2 separate regions of the Mus musculus genome follow, and region 2 is linked to region 1. The links are chromatin loops, found by intact Hi-C in ENCODE. Cell type or tissue: heart. All regions are shown on one strand.

The links. Peaks named below come from ENCODE experiments on the same cell type or tissue, not always from the same donor. Only the 100,000 strongest peaks of a DNase experiment are listed, where the experiment ranks them.
Region 2: a loop joins it to region 1, with 5 times the contacts of the local background. A loop is called at or near these places in 3 of 42 quality-filtered maps.

The regions. Positions count from the first base shown.
Region 1 is chr9:76,232,592-76,240,591 of GRCm38, reverse strand. It overlaps Hcrtr2 (hypocretin (orexin) receptor 2), which reads left to right. Exons shown (of 8, transcript NM_198962.4): 5 at 4,203-4,423; 6 at 7,571-7,692. Among named protein-coding and RNA genes, the nearest start is that of Gfral, 23 kb to the right of the region's middle. In heart, a CTCF peak has its summit at 3,736 (motif pointing right); no DNase peak of the experiment used is centred here; H3K4me3 peaks cover 1,653 bases; H3K27ac peaks cover 1,501 bases.
Region 2 is chr9:75,716,562-75,724,561 of GRCm38, reverse strand. No RefSeq gene overlaps it. Among named protein-coding and RNA genes, the nearest start is that of Scg3, 37 kb to the right of the region's middle. In heart, a CTCF peak has its summit at 4,108 (motif pointing left); no DNase peak of the experiment used is centred here.

The sequences.
Region 1 (8,000 bases):
AGCCATGGGAAGCAAACCAAGCAGCACACCTCCTAGCCCCTGCTTCCATTCTTGCCTCAGTGCCTGCCTCCAGTTCTTACCCTAACTCCCCCCCTCCCCCATTATGGACTAGGGTCCTCATGGGGACTTACCTCCTCAAGTGGTTAGGGTTTTTGCTTTTTTTGTTGTTTGTTTGTTTGTTTGTTTTGGGGTGTTTTTTGTCATAATACTTCATCACAGCAATAGAAAGCCTAACTAAAACAGTAATCATTCTGATAGGGGTGAGATAGAATCTTAGAATGGTTTTAATTTATATTTGTCTGATAGCTGAGAATGTTAAACTGTTCTGAAAACATTTATTGGACATTTGTGTTTCCTTTGAGAACTGACTGCTTGCTTCATTAGCCAATTTATCCACTAGCCGTTCTGTGGTTTGGATATTTAAATTTTATAGTGCTTTATTTATTCTATATATCAACACCCTCGCCCTGTATGAGCTGGCAAAGACTTTCTTCCTAATCTATGGTATATCTGTTTGCTCTGCTGATAATTTTCCTTGCTGCATAGAGACTTTTAAATTTCACAAAATCCACTTCTTGATGAATAGGACTAGTCTGGGTTGTGGGAATTCTGTTAAGAAAGTTTGTGCTTATGCCCTTAACTTCAAGTATATTCCTTGTGTTTTGCTCAAAAATCTCAGTTTTAAATTAAGGTCATGTGGTGGACCAGTTGTTACAAACATGCTGGATTCTTAGAGAAGACCCAAGCACCTATTTCAAGGAGCTCACAACTGTCTGTAACTCCAGCTCCAGAAAGACCTAACACCTTCAGCCTCTGTTGGCATGTGCACTCACAGCACACACACACACACACACACACACACACACACACACACACACACACACACGAGAGAGAGAGAGACAGAGACAGAGAATATAATTACATCTTCCTCTGTGAACAGTTTGTATTGACTTTTGTATAAGGATGAAGATGTGGATCTCAGTTGATGCTCATTCTTCTGCATGTAAATATCGCTTTGTCAACGCCATTTCTTGACTAGCCTGCCATTTTGCAATGTATGCTCTTGATATCCTTTTCAGATTTAGGTAGCCATTGTTGTGCATTTATTAATGGGCTCTTTATCCTGTTTTATTGGTGTACATGTCTGTTTATGTGCCAATACCATGCTGTCTTTTTCACTATTTTTCTATAGCAGTCTAGGGTTGGGTACTAAGCTATCTTCAACAGTATTCTTTCTGTTTAGAGGGTTTTTTTTTTTGTTTTTTGTTTTTTTGTTTTTTTTTTGTCTATTCATGGTCACTTGTTTACATTTGATTACGTTTTTTTTAGATATCTAAGGAATGTCACTGGAATTTTGATGGGGATTTTAGTGAATATGCAAATTACTTTTATTAGTATAGCCATTTTCACTAAATTAACTCTGCCAATCCAGAAACATGAAATGCCTCTCTTCTATGTGGCTGGCATCTTATTTCATTTCTTTTTCAGTATTCATCATTTGCATGGTACTTTGGACTAATAATTATTGTTCACATTTCAGTATGTAGTATTGCAGTATTTTTTTAAATATCAAAGATAGTTTACACAGTTCATTTAAAACACAGTGAACATGTATTGCTGTGATTTGCTTTCTACAGTTAGGTAGAAAATTTCTCTCGGTGTCATATTGGCGAAAGACCTTCCATAAAGACAAACAATTGGGATGTGTCTTTTCTGGCTCTTTTAAATCATTATTAGTACTTTTATGTTATAAGGCATGCATTCAAAACCCAGGGGCCTAGGGTGATAGCTCAGCCTACAAATGTCTTGCCTTGTAAGCATGAAGACAAGAGTTTAACATTCCAAAATCATGCAAAAAAAAAAAAAATCTGGGTATCATGGCACATAGTTGTAACCTCAGTGCTGGAGAAGGGAAACCAGGAAGATCCCTAAGGCTAACTAGGTAGACCAGCTGGCCTACTTAAAGAGTAAGATATCTATCAACTGAGGAATGCCAGACTACATTGTCTTCTGACCTCCAAGGCTTGTGCACACATATGTACACAAACAAAACTGCACACACACACACGTGCATATAAAACTGTACACGTGCATGCATATAAAATGCACACAAAAGACTTATTCTCTTGTATGTAAATTTGCAAGAGAAATCCTTTCACAATTAAAAAATAAGATGTGTTTTGAAGTTCTATACAAATTAAATACATGGTCTGAAGTATTTTGCTCTCTTCTACTTAGAATCTTCTCAGTCAAATCTATAAAATGAAATTTCCAATTTACCTTTAAGGACACACTGAACTTGACTTGAGGCTATGTGCAATTCTTGCATGTCAGTTGATGTAATGGCTCCTGATGAATTTTCTGCTGTCCCCTTTGGGCTGCTCGGCTTCTCTGCACAGCTTATCAGTGAAGAATGGAAGGCAGGACTAAGCTTCTTTTGCCTACAGGTTGTTGTTATCTGAGAATAACACCAGCACAGGTCCCTTTCTTTTCATCGCAAGGGCCACAACTCTGCCCCCTGCGCCACTTTCTCTTCATGGGAATGTTTTTGATACTTGAAGAAGTCGTCACTGGGCAGAATGTTGGCTCTCCCTTCACGGGAACATTAAAAATAGAATGATCTTTATGGTTCTACTTAGACTCCACTTCAAGACCATTATGGATACTTACCAGCTTTTGTGATAGAATTATTCTGGAACTTTCTAAGATCTAGTGCTACATCTAAAACAATTCTTTCTAAAACTATTTTTTTAAAAAAGAGAGCCACAATACTGAAGAGATCCTCAGCAATTAAGTGTAACCGCTCACAACCATCCAACTTCAGTCCCAGGGAATCCATTTCCTTTATCCGACCTGTGCAGGCACCAGGTATACATGTGACACACAGATACACAAGAGATCAAAACACTCATACACACAAAATAAAAATTGAAAAATCTTTTTAGAAAATTTTAAAATAGAATCATCAAAATGGGAGCATTTGTGACTCTTTATCTCCTCAGCCAGTGGTTTCTCGAGGTGGCCCTGCCCATTTCTGAGAAGTTTCTGTCTCACGGCCGGTTTTCATCTGCGTGATTGATCTCCTGAACTGAGAGAAGATGGTCAAGTGGGGTCTCATGTAATGAGACTCATCTGTTTGGACATCAAAGCAAAGCTCCATTTTCAAATGAAAGATTCTCTAATAGACTTTGATCTCATAGTGTAAACAGCCACGGGTTCAAGGTAGCCTTCATTCTGAGAGGCCACGGGAACGCGCTGCTCTGTACTGTGTGCGGTGCAGAGATAAAAGTAGCCGCTGAGTAACTGTAACACAATCAAGCTGTCCCCGCGGTGGACTTACTGGCACATCTTTAAAAAAAAATGAATAAGCTGCATTTTAATATTTTGCTAAGATCTATCAATTCATGAGATTGTAATTAAGAAAATATTATACTTGGCAGAACTTTCTGCTATTATCAACCAACAGAAAAATCAAAGGAAACGCACGTTGTGTAATGTAATTGCTACAAATAGTGGCTATTTAAGACATTAGTGTAAGACCTGGAAGGATTCTCGGTGTGTTCGTGCACTTTCAAGAAGGGAAAATTGCAAAATTAGTTTCAGGCAATTTTGTAAGTGCGAACATTAAATCACGAAGAATAGTTTTTGTTCCTTCTACACATGGAATTGCTTTGTCTCAACAGGAGACAGAAAACCTCATAAAACTCAGTAGCTGGTTAGGTGCCGTGTCTCTACTCGACAGCAGGTGGCAGTATCGATGCATCAAAATGTCATTTAAGTTTTTTGTTTTTCGGTGTGTGTGGGGAGGGCAGGCAGTCCTGTTATCTGATGAGTGTTTAAATTTAGGAGACTTCTGAATTTAGAACTTATAATGAAATCTTATAATCTGAATTTTCTTAGCGTTCTTTTCTCTATATGTCCCTTCTCTGTTTAATAAGGGAATGTATTCTTGTTGTTCTCTTCAGACCTTGACAAGATTATCGTGTTTTAACACAAGAACAATATAAGCTTACTTTTAACTTTTTCCCCAGGCATATAACTATTTGGTGTTTGACGAAATGTGTGATAAGAACATACTCCGCCTAGCCAGTGCTTGGAGAGACGAAAATTTCAAACTCCAAACTTCTGCTTCTCACTCTTGTGGTTACATCTTCTTTGTAGAACTTTGATAAGTACCAATGAGGGATTCCATCTCCTTTCAGATTCCCGGAACTTCTTCTGTGGTTCAGAGAAAATGGAAGCAGCAGCAGCCGGTTTCTCAGCCCCGGGGGTCCGGACAGCAGAGCAAGGCTCGGATTAGCGCTGTTGCTGCTGAGATAAAGCAGATCCGAGCACGAAGGAAAACAGCCCGGATGCTCATGGTTGTACTTCTGGTCTTTGCAATTTGCTATCTACCAATCAGCATCCTCAATGTGCTAAAGAGGTAAAACCCGTGCGTTTATTTAAAAGTGAAGCAGCTTGGCATTTTAATTAAGAACTCTTTTCTTTCTAAACAGACAGACCCTCCTCTCCCTAGGGACTTTGTCTGGCCAATCAACTCGGTTGCTTGAGCTGATGGAGTTCTTTGCGCACTTAGGGCAAGACCAGCCTTCTAGCACAGACAGGAAATACACTCTTTCAGTGGATGAAGATTCTCAGTTGAGTGGCAGATAAAATGGTCGTTTTCCTAATCCCCTGTTGTTGACTGCTAAGGCTTAGATGAGAAAATATTTTAATAAAAATTGTTTCAATAACTAATTTCGTAAGTAAATAAAAGTCCATTGAACTTCTAAATTACTTCGGAAGTGAGTAAATGAGTTTTATAAAAAATTTGTTCTCAAATATTTCAACAATCCTATATTTCCAGTGAGCACAGGTACATCGACAAAACTCCGAAGCCGAAATGATTTTGACCAGTGACACGAACAGCGGATGCTGAGTCGCAGGTCCAGTGCAGGACATGAGTAGCCAGCTTTCTCAGGAAACATCAAAGCTGTTATACATACACCCACTGCGCCCAAGGCAGCCTTAATTCTGTTTATAAGAGGCTTCAAATTTAACCTGAAATTGCTCATGTCTCTTTTCCCAAAGTCAGAGTCAATATCATATTCCTCACAGCTGGAGAGACAGATAAGTTTGGCCAGAGTCAGACAAAAAGTGGTATAAACCAGCTGCGAAGACCTCTCCTCTTTGGCCTTTGTTTTTCCATTCTTTAAAGGTTTCCTCAATGACAAAGTAGAAAATGAACATTTGTTCAGAAAGAATATAGCCTTGTATGTTTTAAGGGTTTCGAAAACTCAATTCACAAAACAATCTACCCTCTGCTCCTGCCAAGGTTCCCTCTCGATTTCTTCCTCGCAGAAATCATACACAAATGTATTAAATGCATTGCTAGTTAGCCCCCTCCCCCACCCCATCCCCGCTAGCTAGCCCGGCCACCCCATTCCCCCCCCCCCACACACACACACACACACTATTAAGAACACCATAAACCAGGCAGTCCTGCTAGCAGAAGGGAATCCAGTGGCAGGCAACTTCCATGGCGAGGGGCGGGGTCGGGGTCAGGGTCAGGGCAGTGCCCAAGGTTCCTCCTCAGAGAATATGAGGGGGTAGTGGGAGGGTAGGGGCTTGTAAAGGTGGGACTGGGGGGAGGATGCCATCCAGATGTAAAGTGAACAAATAAGTAAATAAATAAATGAAAAAAGGGCATCATAATCATGAATGATAATGAATAGATTCATCCCTCCTTTCCCCTCCCCCTTTCCCTGTCCTCTTCTTCCCTCTCCTCTCCCTCCCCTTAGCCTTCTTCTCCCTCCCCTTCCTCCTCCTCTACCTCCCCCTCCCCCTCCTCTTTCCTTCTCCCCTTGTTTCTTTACCAATCCAGATCAAATATTTTGAAAATGGATTTAGCACTCTGTGGGATGCATATTTGAATTTCTTATACCTCTGCGCTTGCACCTCTCCCTCTAGTTATTTCCAGATGCCCTCTTGTCAATAATATCCATCTTATTATTCTGAATTAAATAGCTTCCTTTTCCAGGGTGGGAAAGAAATCTAAGTATAATTTAAAACTTTTTTAAAAAAGTTTTTGAGCAATCTGTGTGTTTTTACACACACACATTTTAAAATAACTTTGAAAATGTTTTTACTGAATACAGTTTTTTAAAAAGATATGTATTTAAATTTAATCTTGCCTTGAATATAAATCTTGCTTTCATTTATTGCTCATACAATGTAAAGTCCTACCTTTTTATTTTCTTGACATGTAAGCTATAGAATGTATAGCCTTGTTGGTTAAAACTAACTTCCTCAAAGGAATTTTAAAAAGTATTTATTTATTCCCTTTACAACCCAATATCAGCCCTTTCTTTCCTTCCAGGATCCCCTCCCCCACTCCACCATTCCACCTTCTTCCTGAGAAGGGGAATCCCCCCTCTGAGAGTCCTCCCACCACCACTAACACACACACACACACACACACACACACACACACACACACACATACACATCAAGTTGCTTCGGGACTAGGCACATCCTCTTCCACTGAGGCCAGACAAGGCTGTCCATTTAAGGGCAGGATCCACATGCAGGCAGGCAACAGACTCAGAGACAGCCCCTGCTACACTTGTTGGGGACCCTCATGGAGACCTAGCTGCTCTTCTGCTACATTTACAGGGGAACTCAGTTCAGCCTGTGCTCACTTTTTCAGTCTCTGAGAACCCCCAAAGGTCCAGGTTACTTGACTCTGTTGGTCTTCCTGTGGAGTCCCTGTCCTCTTCTGGTCCCTCAACCCTTCTCCCAATGTTTCTGTAAGACCTCGAGCTCCATTAAATGTTTGAGTGTGAGTCTCTGCATTTCTTTCTATTGACTGTTGGGTGAAGCCTCTGAAAGGACAAGTTTGCTAGGTTCCTGTCTGCAAGCATAAGAAAGTATCATTAACACTGTCAGGGATTGGAGCTTGCCCATGAGATGGATCTCAATTTAGGGCAGTCATTGGTTGACCATTCCCTCTGTCTCTGTTCTACCTTTGTCCCTGCACTTCTTGTAGGCAGGACACATTTTGGATCAAAGGTTTCCTGGGTAGGTTGTTACTTCTCCACTGAGAGTCTTGCCTGACTACAGGAAGTGGCCACAGTTCAGTTCTCAGCATCCACTTGGAAGCTCACCACCATCTACAACTCCAGTTAAAGAACTTCTTACCTCTGTAGGTACCTGGCTTTTACACAAGTGGTACCCAGACATGTAGGCATATCACCCACATGCTTAAAACAAACAAACAAATAAAAACATGCATGCACATGGTGGTATACCAACAGAAAGTTACTCAAGCACACTCAGAAACAAGATAACAGAAGGGAAATAAATATCCAGCTTGTCTCTTCTTGACAAGAGATTTGCATTTCCTGGTTGCAAGACATGGAGACTTTTTCTGAGCTGGGGGTTCTGATGGGTACAGGAGACCATTCCCAAGAGGCTATGTTGTCAGTACCTTTACAGAGGACAGAGTCAGGCTATTTCTATGATGTTTGTACTCCTTAGGATTCAATTATTTAAGACTCTTGATTTTCTGTTTCTGTTTCTTTTCCTACAGAGTATTTGGGATGTTCACACACACGGAAGACAGAGAGACTGTCTATGCTTGGTTCACTTTTTCTCATTGGCTTGTATATGCCAACAGTGCTGCAAACCCAATTATTTATAATTTTCTTAGTGGTGAGTTTTCAATGTTTCTTTGTTGAGCCTCTACTGAAGGGTGGAGTTTCTAGAGCAGATGCCCCGAGGCAATTCTAAAGTAGATAGAGGGCTTCATTTCTGTTTGAGCTGTGATTGCCCTTGAGTAGATTTGTGTAGAACGACTTATAGCTGTCTCTTGTGAGGCTATGTCAGTGCCTGGCAAATACAGAAGTGGATGCTCACAGTCAGCTATTGGATGGAACACAGGGCCCCCAGTGGAGGAGCTAGAGAAAGTACCCAAGGAGCTGAAGGGGTCTGCAACCCTATAGGTGGAACAACAATATGAA
Region 2 (8,000 bases), 520 kb after region 1:
CCACCATGGCCTAAGACTGATCTTCAATAACAACATAAATAATGGAAAGCCAATATTCACATGGAAACTGAACAACACTCTTCTCAATGATACCTTGGTCAAGGAAGGAATAAAGAAAGAAATTAAAGACTTTTTAGAGTTTAATGAAAATGAAGCCACAACGTACCCAAACCTATGGGACACAATGAAAGCATTTCTAAGAGGGAAACTCATAGCTCTGAGTGCCTCCAAGAAGAAACTGGAGAGAGCACATACTAGCAGCTTGACAACACATCTAAAAGCTCTAGAAAAAAAGGAAGCAAATTCACCCAAGAGGAGTAGACGGCAGGAAATAATCAAACTCAGGGGTGAAATCAACCAAGTGGAAACAAGAAGAACTATTCAAAGAATTAACCAAACGAGGAGTTGGTTCTTTGAGAAAATCAACAAGATAGATAAACCCTTAGCTAGACTCACTAAAGGGCACAGGGACAAAATCCTAATTAACAAAATCAGAAATGAAAAGGGAGACATAACAACAGATCCTGAAGAAATCCAAAACACCATCAGATCCTTCTACAAAAGGCTTTACTCAACAAAACTGGAAAACCTGGACGAAATGGACAAATTTCTGGACAGATACCAGGTACCAAAGTTGAATCAGGATCAAGTTGACCATCTAAACAGTCCCATATCACCTAAAGAAATAGAAGCAGTTATCAATAGTCTCCCAGCCAAAAAAAGCCCAGGACCAGACGGGTTTAGTGCAGAGTTCTATCAGACCTTCAAAGAAGATCTAATTCCAGTTCTGCACAAACTATTTCACAAAATAGAAGTAGAAGGTACTCTACCCAACTCATTTTATGAAGCCACTATTACTCTGATACCTAAACCACAGAAAGACCCAACAAAGATAGAGAACTTCAGACCAATTTCTCTTATGAATATCGATGCAAAAATCCTCAATAAAATTCTCACTAACCGAATCCAAGAACACATTAAAGCAATCATCCATCCTGACCAAGTAGGTTTTATTCCAGGGATGCAGGGATGGTTTAATATACGAAAATCCATCAATGTAATCCATTATATAAACAAACTCAAAGACAAAAACCACATGATCATATCGTTAGATGCAGAAAAAACATTTGACAAGATCCAACACCCATTCATGATAAAAGTGTTAGAAAGATCAGGAATTCAAGGCCCATACCTAAACATGATAAAAGCAATCTACAGCAAACCAGTAGCCAACATCAAAGTAAATGGAGAGAAGCTGGAAGCAATCCCACTAAAATCAGGGACTAGACAAGGCTGCCCACTTTCTCCCTACCTTTTCAACATAGTACTTGAAGTATTAGCCAGAGCAATTCGACAACAAAAGGAGATCAAGGGGATACAAATTAGAAAAGAGGAAGTCAAAATATCACTTTTTGCAGATGATATGATAGTATATATAAGTGACCCTAAAAATTCTACCAGAGAACTCCTAAACCTGATAAACAGCTTCGGTGAAGTAGCTGGATATAAAATAAACTCAAACAAGTCAATGGCCTTTCTCTATACAAAGAATAAACAGGCTGAGAAAGAAATTAGGGAAACAACACCCTTCTCAATAGTCACAAATAATATAAAATATCTTGGCGTGACTCTAACTAAGGAAGTGAAAGATCTATATGATAAAAAATTCAAGTCTCTGAAGAAAGAAATTAAAGAAGATCTCAGAAGATGGAAAGATCTCCCATGCTCATGGATTGGCAGGATCAACATTGTAAAAATGGCTATCTTACCAAAAGCAATCTACAGATTCAATGCAATCCCCATCAAAATTCCAACTCAATTCTTCAACGAATTAGAAGGAGCAATTTGCAAATTCATCTGGAATAACAAAAAACCTAGGATAGCAAAAACTCTTCTCAAGGATAAAAGAACCTCTGGTGGAATCACCATGCCTGACCTAAAGCTTTACTACAGAGCAATTGTGATAAAAACTGCATGGTACTGGTATAGAGACAGACCAGTAGACCAATGGAATAGAATTGAAGACCCAGAAATGAACCCACACACCTATGGTCACTTGATCTTTGACAAGGGAGCTAAAACCATCCAGTGGAAGAAAGACAGCATTTTCAACAATTGGTGCTGGCACAACTGGTTGTTATCATGTAGAAGAATGCGAATCGATCCATACTTATCTCCTTGTACTAAGGTCAAATCTAAGTGGATCAAGGAACTTCACATAAAACCAGAGACACTGAAACTTATAGAGGAGAAAGTGGGGAAAAGCCTTGAAGATATGGGCACAGGGGAAAAATTCCTGAACAGAACAGCAATGGCTTGTGCTGTAAGATCGAGAATTGACAAATGGGACCTAATGAAACTCCAAAGTTTCTGCAAGGCAAAAGACACCGTCAATAAGACAAAAAGACCACCAACAGATTGGGAAAGGATCTTTACCTATCCTAAATCAGATAGGGGGCTAATTTCCAACATATATAAAGAACTCAAGAAGGTGGACTTCAGAAAATCGAACAACCCCATTAAAAAATGGGGCTCAGAACTGAACAAAGAATTCTCACCTGAGGAATACCGAATGGCAGAGAAGCACCTGAAAAAATGTTCAACATCCTTAATCATCAGGGAAATGCAAATCAAAACAACCCTGAGATTCCACCTCACACCAGTCAGAATGGCTAAGATCAAAAATTCAGGTGACAGCAGATGCTGGCGTGGATGTGGAGAAAGAGGAACACTCCTCCATTGTTGGTGGGATTGCAGGCTTGTACAACCACTCTGGAAATCAGTCTGGCGGTTCCTCAGAAAATTGGACATAGTACTACTGGAGGATCCAGCAATACCTCTCCTGGGCATATATCCAGAAGATGCCCCAACTGGTAAGAAGGACACATGCTCCACTATGTTCATAGCAGCCTTATTTATAATAGCCAGAAGCTGGAAAGAACCCAGATGCCCCTCAACAGAGGAATGGATACAGAAAATGTGGTACATCTACACAATGGAGTACTACTCAGCTATTAAAAAGAATGAATTTATGAAATTCCTAGCCAAATGGATGGACCTGGAGGGCATCATCCTGAGTGAGGTAACACATTCACAAAGGAACTCACACAATATGTACTCACTGATAAGTGGATATTAGCCCAAAACCTAGGATACCCAAGATATAAGATACAATTTCCTAAACACATGAAACTCAAGAAAAATGAAGACTGAAGTGTGGACACTATGCCCCTCCTTAGAAGTGGGAACAAAACACCCTTGGAAGGAGTTACAGAGACAAAGTTTGGAGCTGAGATGAAAGGATGGTCCATGTAGAGACTTCCATATCCAGGGATCCACCCCATAATCAGCATCCAAACGCTGACACCATTGCATACACTAGCAAGATTTTATCGAAAGGACCCAGATGTAGCTGTCTCTTGTGAGACTATGCCGGGGCCTAGCAAACACAGAAGTGGATGCTCACAGTCAGCTAATGGATGGATCACAGGGCTCCCAATGGAGGAGCTAGAGAAAGTAGCCAAGGAGCTAAAGGGATCTGCAACCCTATAGGCGGAACAACATTATGAACTAACCAGTACCCCGGAGCTCTTGACTCTAGCTGCATATGTATCAAAAGATGGCCTAGTCGGCCATCACTGGAAAGAGAGGCCCATTGGACACGCCAACTTTATATGCCCCAGTACAGGGGAACGCCAGGGCCAAAAAGGGGGAGTGGGTGGGTAGGGGAGTGGGGGTTGGTGGGTATGGGGGACTTTTGGTATAGCATTGGAAATGTAAATGAGCTAAATACCTAATAAAAAATGGAAAAAAAAGAAAAACAAACAAACAAACAAAACGAATACTAGGCATGTGGATCTATTTTGTTGGTTTCATGTCTGATTTGGATATAGCAGGCTATTGCTAGGGCCCAGAATGTGCCATCCAACGCAAATCTGTAGGTTGAGAAAGGTATACGTGGGGCTGGCGCCTGGTTGTGAAGCTCAAGTTAAATCCAGTGACTCAGGAGAGTGCAAGCAAGGGGTAGGATCAGACAGAATCAAGCATAGCCTGAGCACAGAATCTGCAGGCTGCTCTGGGTCTGGCGAGTGGTTCTGTTGCCCTCTTCTGGTCACCTTTGGTACTGCATACATGTGCACCAGTGTGCATGCAGACCGAACACCAATAGATACAAAAATAAATCAATCTTAACTAGAAAAAGGCAAAAAATTAAATTTATTTATTTGAGAACGTGTGTGTGTGTGTGTGTGTGTGTGTGTGTGTGTGTGTGTGTGTGTGTGTGTGTATGTGTGTTGCTGTGGTGTGTGGAGTATGTTCATTCAATGTCAGAGAACACCATGGATGGATCTTCCATCCTGTGGCTCATGTGGCCTTAGCATGGGAGCAGGAGCCTTTACCCGATGACCATCGATCTTCTGCCCTGGCGCTGCCGTGTCTAATGCAAAGTGTAGCAAAGATATGGCCTAGGCAGACCTTTAGATGAACGATGCTGTAAGCCACATTGAAAACCTTATGCTTTACCTTGCCCTCATGCCTGCTTTTGGTGATAGCTATTTCATACTGTCACCCCATAGACACAAATACAGTTTTCTCCTCTGAATCATACCCATAGAAACTCTTAAAAATAATATTCTCCAAACAGTAAGTTTTGATGGGGTTTTCCTCAGAGTGACAGAAATCTGCTAACTGCTTATCAGGCCAGGAGTTAAATAGCAGCATTTTGCTTTTGATTTTTTTGTTTGTTTGGTTGGTTTGGTTTTCAGAGATTGTTGAGGATTTTTGGAGTCCAATTCAATAATGATGTAAATCAAATGTTAAAATAATCCTCTAAGGAGACTTCCTTTATTTAGGAGAAAACAGTTTCACCCGTAACCATGGCGAGTTGGCATTGTTGCTATTGTTTTGTAAGCTGTTGGTGGGACTTTTCTGACTTTTAGTCTAGGTTTTACTCAAATACAACAGATGGCAATGATTACACTTTTATAACCTTCTCTTTAAAAAGAAATGACTAAACAGAGCACAGTAAAATAAACAAGCTTACTGCCCGGAGGGTTTTGTTTCACATTTTATTAAAACTAAAACTGAGGGAAGTAACTAGTCTCCCCTCAAACATTGAGAGGTCCCGCTCTAAAGGAGATTACTGGGGCACAGGGTTACGGTAGGTGAGGACCAAGGGGATGGGGAGAGCAGGGAGAGGGTGTGGATCAACACAAACTAAACATGTATGGTGGTGCCATAACAAAACTCCTGCTCTGCCCAACATGCATTAAAGGGTACAAAATAATAATACGTTGCTTTTATGCCACTTCTGATTCCAATAAACAAAACAAACAATACAACAAAAACAAGATGGCCACAGGACTGATTGCTCAAATCAGAATCAAATGTGTGACCTAAGAGAAATTCCCTGACTTGTGGGACTTCTCACATGTCTCAAATCCTAAGGTACCAATTTAGATGTAATTAATATCGACGATGATACACTTAATAGCAAAACTTTTCATTAAAACACTTTCAGGGTTCCTAGTATTATGTAATATAATATAAACATTCAGTCTTCTTAGTATTATGTAGTTCTCCATGTTCCAGCTCTATGTTCTCACTCATGTGTGGAATCACATGATAATCTAGGTAAACACAGTAACAAATACATGCGTGCATAGAGTATACCACGAAGAAAAGTCAACAAGGAAAGCTAAATACATGAAGACGAGAAAGAACTGAACACAGGTCATGCACACCAGTTATGAAACAGGATATAAAGCCAGTGGTGGTGGCACGAGCCTTTAATCCCAGCACTACAGAGGCGGAGGCAGGCCCATTTCTGAGTTCCAGACCAGCCTGCTCTACAGAGCAAGTCCCAGGAGAGCCAAGACTACACTCAGAAACTACATCTCAGAAAAAAAAAAAATTAAAAACCGTTTGGAAAACCAGAATCATAAAGAGAAAGAAAGTCAAAGAGATGTTCAGAAGTAAACTGTGACGTTTCTGCTACAGTTTCTCAGAGCATCTCATTCTGTGCGTGTCTGGAAAGAGCTGTGTGTGTGTGTGTGTGTGTGTGTGTGTGTCTGCGCACGTGATGTACATACCTGGTCTGGCCAAACCTTCCTGTCAAGAACCGGCCTTATTGGTCTTTCAGGCTTTCTATGGGAATACTCTCAGAGGATACTCAGCCCCTCCATGCTCAGGTAACCTTTGAGCTAAGACTGCATGGGGGAAACATACACTATAAATTATAATGTAGAGACCTGTATTAGTCAGGGTTCGCTAGAGTCACATGGAGTCTTATGGATAGTCTCTATATAGTAAAGGAATTTATTGATGACTTACAGTCTGCAGTCCAATTCCCAACAATGATTCAGTAGTAGCTGTGAATGGAAGTCCAAGGATCTAGCAGTTACGCAGTCCCACACAGCAAGCAGAAGGAGCGAGAGCCAGACTCCCTTCTTCCAATGTCCTTATATTGTCTCCAGCAGAAGGTGTAGCCCAGATTAAAGGTGTGCTCCACCACACCTTTAATCCCAGATGACCTTGAATTTGGAGATCTCCCTGTCTTAATCTTCTGGAATCCATAGCCACTATGCCTCAAGATCTCCATACCAAGATCCAGGTCAGAAACTTCTATCTCCCAGCCTCCAGATAAGGGTCACTGGTGAGCCTTCCAATTCTGGATTGTAGTTCATTCCAAATATAATCAAGTTGACAACCAAGAATAGCCACTACAAGACCCCTCAGCAAACTGGATAAAAATCAGCATGGGTTGGGAAATTAGACATGAAGTCCCAGCCGTAGTCAAGAAACTATTCTTGACAGATAGCTACTGGAAGAGAAAAAAAAAAAAACATTTTTGTCAATGGAGCAACACTGGGTGTATCAAGCACACTCCAGGACAGGATCCTTGCTTAGGAATAGTTAATTCCAAACATGGTCACATGTTGCACATATGCCCTTGTTCAAATACATGCAGTTCTGATAATGGTCACATGTCAGTGCATATTAATGTGTGCACATGTGCAATTTCTGAGAATGGTCAATTTCTGGTGCATATCACATGTATATACAGATATGTGAAATTTCTGAGTGTGTTCAATTTTCAGAGCATATGCATGCATGTATTTTCACACATACATCTTCAAGCATGGTTACTCATCAATTTGTATGTGCATGTTGACATGTGCAATTCCCAAGCTTAGGTACATGTCATTATGTGTGTGTTCATATGTATGAAGTATGGTCATACAGAACATATATGTATATTCACACACATGCATTTTCTAAATCTAGTCACATGTTGGTGCATATGCAGATGTTCACATGCATGGAAGTCCCAAAAGCCGTCTCATATTGACACTTATGTATTTATACATGTAAAGTTACTAAGTATAGTCTAATGTCAGTTAACATACACATGTTCATACATTCTTAGCATGATTACATATTGGTGCATATGTATGTGTTTACACACATGCAATTTCAGAGTGTAGTCACCTGTCTAAGCATATGTGTCTATCCACACATGTTCAATTTCCAAGCATAGTCAAATTTCAATGCATATGAGCATGCTCACACATGTGCAGTCCCAATTATAGTTTCATGCTGCAGAATGTATATTCAGATCTACGCCATTTCTGACCACATGGTATGTGCAAGGTCTAAGTGAAATCACATGTCAGCACCTATGTGTATGCCGCAGTCTCTGACCCACAGAGACAAGAACGACTCGGACACCGAGGCGGGTTCACGCAGCAGCTTCTTTACTTGGTTCTTTTTCACTTCCAGCTCTCTCCCCCAGCAGCTTCTTCCCCCGTCCTTCTTGCAGCAAGGGCTATACTCCTATCTCCCGGCAACTGACCTCATCTGGCTCCACTCCACCTCATCCAATCAGAAATCACACACGCTCCAGGCACGAGCTCAGGTCGGTCACAGATAGGCTGACAGATCCAGTTCCGGCAGGCAGCCCACGCATGCAGCCTCACTGCACATGCTCAGGCAAGACAATA